Linked DNA regions of Homo sapiens: region 1 is linked to region 2. The links are chromatin contacts, found by Hi-C or POLR2A ChIA-PET in ENCODE. All regions are on one chromosome and are shown on one strand. Each heading gives the region's core, a stretch centred on a gene start or an enhancer-like site at or near the end of the contact. The rest is flanking DNA. Distances are from core to core; before and after follow the strand shown. Region 1 holds the start of ING2 (inhibitor of growth family member 2). Region 2 holds the start of SLC25A4 (solute carrier family 25 member 4).

What was found. A loop is a pair of places that touch in the nucleus more often than their neighbours do. ChIA-PET counts read pairs that join two places held with the same protein, here RNA polymerase II (POLR2A). Pooled maps may share reads with other maps.
Region 1: a map of B cell shows a loop between it and region 2 (10-fold over the local background). The contact joins the promoter of ING2 here to the promoter of SLC25A4 in region 2. A Hi-C loop is called at or near these places in 3 of 168 maps with a recorded cell type or tissue (B cell, CD8-positive, alpha-beta T cell and sigmoid colon), 2 of 37 single-sample maps with no recorded cell type and 12 of 50 pooled maps. POLR2A ChIA-PET finds 5 or more read pairs at or near these places in 1 of 52 experiments (CD8-positive, alpha-beta memory T cell).

What each region holds. Positions count from the first base shown.
Region 1 is chr4:183,503,123-183,506,307 of GRCh38, reverse strand. It overlaps ING2 (inhibitor of growth family member 2), which reads right to left and starts at 1,250. Exons shown (of 2, transcript NM_001564.4): 1 at 941-1,250. The coding sequence starts at 1,112. ING2-DT (ING2 divergent transcript) reads left to right here and starts at 1,793. Exons shown (of 3, transcript NR_033995.2): 1 at 1,793-2,132. RefSeq lists silencers at 189-908, 1,129-2,168.
Region 2 is chr4:185,141,935-185,144,864 of GRCh38, reverse strand. It overlaps SLC25A4 (solute carrier family 25 member 4), which reads right to left and starts at 1,599. Exons shown (of 4, transcript NM_001151.4): 1 at 1,382-1,599; 2 at 1-101. The coding sequence starts at 1,492. RefSeq lists a silencer at 1,528-1,827.

The DNA of each region.
Region 1 (3,185 bases), core at 1-2,500, 1.6 Mb after region 2:
ATCCGCGACGGTCCGAGCTGCTGATCGCCGTCCTGATCCATTGACTGGGAAAGAGGTTGGAAACATCACCGCAAAACATGCTGCAAACCCCGATTCGGACTCCGCTGGGGCCGAACCAACGCCCCCGCACAGCCCCGACTCCCTCCCCAGCAGCCAGCTCGCCACCGCCCCTCTCGCGACCAGCCATTTTCCAGGCCCGCGGGAACGCGCGCCGCGCCCCTCCCACGCCCCTCGTCAAGCCCGCAGGCCCCGCCCCCGGCGCGGGGGCCCTCCCCGCCACACACGCCCCTCTCTTCCTCTCCCGCGGGGGACCCCTCCCCTCTTAACCATTTTGCCGAAAGAACTGGGCTAGGGCTACAACGCGGGGCGCCCGCGAACTTTCCCGGGGCGAGAGAGCGGAACGGACTGCTCTCCTCCGGGCCGGGGCAGGAGCGCGGAGGAAGGCCCCCTCAGTCCGCCTCCGCGGCCTCTCGCCCCCTCCCCCCGCACGTTCCAAAGCACCCGCACTCCGGGGTGGGGGCGAGTGAGGTGGGGAAGCGCGCCCCGCAGACCAGCGGGAGCCCGGCCGCTCACTCCCTCCGACCCTTGCCCGGCTGCAGTCCCGGGCCGGGGCCGCAGGGTCTGCGGCACGGGGCGGGCCAGCGCCTGAACAAATGCTTGCTGCTTAAAATGGCTGATTCCCCTCAGCGGCAGCTGCAGCCGCTGGGTCTGCAGCGGGGGCTGACAAGCGGCCCCCACCCCCACTCTGGGGACCCCAGAGAAGTACTCGCCCACCGCGGGGCCACGGAGGGCCGCCAACCCGGTCTCCAGTCCTCCCAGTCCCGCTCGGCAGACCCTCGGTGCGCTCGGGGAGACTGTCACGGGAGAAAGGGAAGGTGGCACTCCCCCGGACAGGCTCCCCGCCACCGGCTCCCGAGGCCGGCAGCCCCGCGGCTCCTACCTTGATATTTGTTGTCCAGCTCTCGCAGCACAGACACGTTCCTCTGCATGTCGTGGGGCAGCGACTCCACGCACTCAAGGTAGTCCTGCACGTAGCAGGTGAGCAGCCGGCTCCGCTCCCCGGTCAGGAGCGCGGCCGACGAGTACAGTTGCTGCTGCTGCTGCCCTAACATCCTGCCGATCCGCGCCGTCGCCGCCGCCTCCGCATCCAGCAGCCGCACATGCACCGGCCGCGGCCGCCGCGGGCCCTCAGCTCAGCAGCCCGGCGCCGCGGGGACCCCGCAGCCGCTCGAGAGGGCACGGCCGCGCTCCCCGATCTCCACTCCCCCCAGAGCAGCCCTCACTCCCCGCCCCCGCAGCACCAGCCCAGGGGCGGGGCGAAACCGGGGCTCCCTCCTTTCTCCCCTCCCGCTCCAGGACCGGAGCAGTGGGGATCCCCTCGGCGGGGCCGGCGCCGGGGTCCCGGGCGCTGACACTTCCTGTCCCCCTCGGAGTCCCCAGATGCTACGAGTGCCGTCTCGCAGCCCGGATCCCCATGACAAGCCCGTCGCCGCCCGCCTGTCCCCAGTCACCCTCCGTGCCTCACGGAGAGCCTCCCGCTAGCCTGCCCCCGCCCCTCCGCCCGCGGCCGCCTCTGCGCCTGCGCAGCGCTCCCTGCGAATAAGGCCGGGGCCCGCCCCTACCGCCTACCGGAGGGTTCGCATTCTCCCGCCTTCGCTCCGCCGCCCGGGCGATTGGTCTGCCGGCTCTGGGCTAGCGGGGGAGGGTGTGGGGGGCGGCCAAACGGCAGGCCGCGCCCCGCCCCCCTTAAAGGGGAAGCCCGGGGAGCCAGTCTCTGCGCCTCGCGTCTGAATGGGACCCGGGAGGGGAGGCGGCTCGGTCCTTCGTGCCGTCCTCCCCGCTGGGAGGGGCAGCTCCAGCTCCGCTCGGCTCGCTCCGCCCGGCCACACCGGCTTTTTCCCCATCAGGCGGTCCGAGTGCGGCTCCTCGCGAGCCTGCAAAGGAGCAGCAGGCGGTTCCTTTTCGGACGACCTGGAGCGAGGCCTGCGGGACTGCGCGCCCCGGCGGGCGGCGTGCGGCTCCCGGCATGCGCGGCGGCTGCGTTCCCGCCGCCTCCGAGCTCGCCTGGGGCTGCCGCCCGCCTCCTGCCGGGCCCTCGGGCTCGCCCGGCACCGCGGGGCTTGATCAGGGAGGTAGGCGGTGCTCCCTCCGGCCCCCGGCGTCGTGTGCCCTGCGGGTTTCGTGGCCCTTCCCCTACGCTGGAATCTTCTGTGTCATTTAGGGGGAGGGGATGCGGGACGGCATCTGTTTGACAACGCATTGGTCCCACAGACAGCCTTTAAAAACAACTGCTTTTGGGGGGTGTCAGAACATTTAAGCACAGGACGTCGGTGAGGCTTCCTGGCGGAGTGGGGCACACGCCAGCTTTACGGGACTTTTTGCTCAGTCCTGCCCCAGGACTGCAATCGGAGGGGACCTGGGGCATGGAGGAGACGCGAGTGAAAACCTAGTCAGCGGGCGGGCCCTCGGCCCCATAATCTACGTGATCTCCTAGTGGGGTTTAATTTCGGTGTAGTGTAAATGAGATGTCAGGCAGAGGAGCTGATTTTAATTACAGATGGACATTTTTGAAAGAAATGGGTGCAAATAGAATGAATGCATGGATAATTTTAATGGAATGCCTATGTAAACAAGGCCAATTGTGAGTACTACCTTTGAGTTAAAATGTGAGTGAGTGGTGACAAATTTGGATCTTCTTAGATCCAGTTTGCAGCGTTGGTACACCTGAATGGTGACCTATTTAGAGCACTTTTGAAACAGCTGTTAATAGTAACTAGCCTTTGACTTGCAAAGAGAAATCTAGATCTTTATCTAGAGGAAATTTTAAATTTCAAACCAAAATAAAGCACTCCAGGCAATTTGACATCTTGGGACGTCAACTATTTCAAAGGACTGGGAAATTGTCTTGGGTTATTATCCTAGGACACTGAGGTTTGGGCCAGTATTAAGCAACCCAGACAGTACAGTGGATAGTATTTCTGAGAACATTCTGGGATTTTACTGTTCGTGAAATCTTTCGGCCGGGTCTTGTCAAAAAACCGCCACTGTGAAGAACTGAATTTTACTGGTTTTTACTTGAACCCTGCTATTTTTGTTTTCTCACAAGTTTGAATAAGCTGGTCTTTATCAAAGGCGCAAAATAATGTGGGGTGCCTTGTTACAGGTCAGACACCGAATGTACCTAT
Region 2 (2,930 bases), core at 350-2,849:
CAGAAGGAGAGGAAGCCCTGCTCCTTAGGGATTCTCACCACACAATCAATGATCCCTTTGTACTGCTTCTCAGCACTGATCTGTTTGCTGGCATGCTGGACCTGGTGGAGGGGAGGGTGGGTGACAGAGGACAGGCAGGGTAGAGAGAAGGGAAGAGGACAGGAGAAAAAAAAAGGTTTGCACTTCCTAGATTTTTTTTTTGAAGAAAAAAAGGATGAGGAAATCAAATGGATACTGAGGACGTGTAAATGGATACTGTTATCCATGTTAGTTACTGGATAACAAGCCAAAATAATCCAATGTTGCTTCAATTATTAGGGTATTTGAGGGAAAAGGTATTGCCCCAAATAAACTGAAAAGGTGATTGAATTATATAAAGCTATAGCCATTTATTTATTTCACTTTCCCTAGGTTTGAGAACTGTATGAGGGGCTTACTGGGGGACAGAAATGAGTAACACTCCCTGCTTCAAAGGGCTTTGGATTTAATAGACATGATGGCCAAAAAATGACAATTTCTCAGTGTCACTCTGATCACCCTGGAGATGAGGATCTCTACTAGATGCTCTAATAGAGGAAGGAGAATAAATCCACTAAACATTAGGCCTCCAAAGTTTTCAAGCAGATAATCCAAGTAATCAATTATTAAGGGTTTGCTGCCGTTGTGAGCAATTTGTGGGGGTTTTGTTGTTAGTAATTCTGACTCCCAAATTGGGCTCTTCCTCATTGAGGGGCCCTGACCTTTTGGGCAGGTGGAGGAAAACACGAGAGGATGATAAACCATTCAGCGACCAGGTAGGGGAGGAAAAGATTTGGAGACAGGATGATCTGAGTTTATTCCGAAAATTGTTTCTTAATATTTCAAAACCTCAGCTTCATCTGTAAAATGGAGAAGAATAACTCTCTCACAGAGGTTACATAAAGATGAAGGCGTCAGCCTACATACAGCATTGTGCATGAGATACGATAAGGGAATTCTTGGGTGATGATTATTTTGATGTTTTTATTGTAAAGGTGCGTGCGCATAAGACGGTGCCAAAAATACTGGCAATCACTAGGTGCCTCCGGGCCTGAGTGCACGCCCGTGCTGTCACGGGCGCAGGATCTGGCACACGTAAACCGGCTCCGGGTGGGTTTCCATATATAGACACCCGAACGCCGGGCGCCACCCGACACCAGGAATCTGCGACTGACGCTGGACCTGTCTCTACGCAGAGGGCACCTTCTTCCCCCGCGGGCGGGCGGGCGGGCGGGCGGGCGCCCGGGCCTGTGGCCTGGCGCAGATTTTCCGCGGCGCCCCGCGCCCTGCAGCTCGCGCCGCATCGCGCGCCCCGCCCGGCCCGCCGCGCCCGCGCCCGCCTCTTGCACCGCGCGGTCCTCACCTGCAGCAGCAGTTTGACCCTCTCGATGGGGGCGACCGCGGTCTTGGAGACGGCAGCGGCGACGCCCCCGGCCAGGAAGTCCTTTAGGAAGCTCCAAGCGTGATCACCCATGGTGACAGCTCGACGCTCTCAGCCCGCAGGCAGCCCGTTCGTGCTCTCGCCCACGCCCGGCCTGGCACCGCCGCGCAGTCCCCGACCCTGCGCGACGCTAGGGGGCCGCCGCCTGGCCCGCAGCTCCCCCTTATATCCCCGCCGGGCTCTCGCGAGAGGAGGCGGGTCGCGGCCGGCGCTCGCGCCGCGCATTGGCTGGGCAGGTGCGGGGCGCCCCCTCCTCCCAGCTGCAGAGGGCATCGGGGGCGAAGGCGCTTCCGGGAGCGAGGCTGGGCCGGGGGCTGTCCCTGCAACTTGGGACGTTTAAAGGGCACATTCATGTTATCTGTCCCGCCGAGCCCAGGGAACACCGTGTCACCGCGGCATGTGGGCCGCGTATTTATAGCACAGGCAGCCTTAGGCCGGGGCGAAGCCGGGGCAGACACCGGGCCGCTGCCGCCGGTGGAGAGTTCTTGACCCTCCGGCCTGCACGGGCCGCGCTCAGGCCCAGGGATTTCGAGCTGTTTCCTCCTTCTTGCATCTAAAGGCGCCCCCCACCAGAGCTCACTGCCTGGATATGGGCCTCTTTAGAGCCGTGCGCTCCCGAGAATAAATGGCAGTCCTCTCAAATAGATACTAAGGTCACCTGATGCTGTGATTGCCTCATAGAATCTGACAACCTGCTGCCTCTCATTTCTTTTCATTCAATCGTTCGTTCAGTCATTCATTCTGCTATTACATATTGATGTGTCTGGCACTCAGTGCCCACAGGAAAGACCTGGTGCAGGGGGCCACTAGGTGAATTCATACTTGTTTCTGCAAAACTCTGTGACTCTAAAACACAGGACACTTCTTTTGTAAGCCCCTAAAGGGTTCAATGTACCACTCTGCTCTCAGCGGAATTTCAGCACATATTAGGGCAGAATGTTCTGTCTGTCAGCCGGTGCCTTCTTGAGGGTCAGTGCTGTCAGCCTTCCGGAGATCCAGTCCTTGGCTGTATTTGCCTCTTTTTAATGACAGCTGGGGTTGAGGAAATGCTATTTAATCCCAGGAAATTAATTGCAATTAATTTCTTAAAATATATAAATCTGAGCTTTAATTTTCCTTAGCTTGTTTTTTAGGCAGTTCATGTAACCATACAGGTTTTCAAATACAACTGTTCCTTCCCCTAGAATGACTGCAATTCGTTTTTAACTTTAAACTCTTCACTCAATTATCTTCCCATGTTTGCTAATTTTCATTTGTACCTTTAACAAAGTTTATTCATTGTTTTATAAACTTTTTTTTTTTAATATTTGCTGACATCATGTTAGAGGTTTACGGAGCTGCAGCTGCGTGTCACCCTGGGCGTGGAGACTTTGGTATAGCAGAAGTCACTAAGGTTCCAGGGCCACAGAGGGCATGCGTTTATCTAAGAGTGGGGCAGGCTAGAGTTCCGAAATCCAGGTAAGCAGAATGA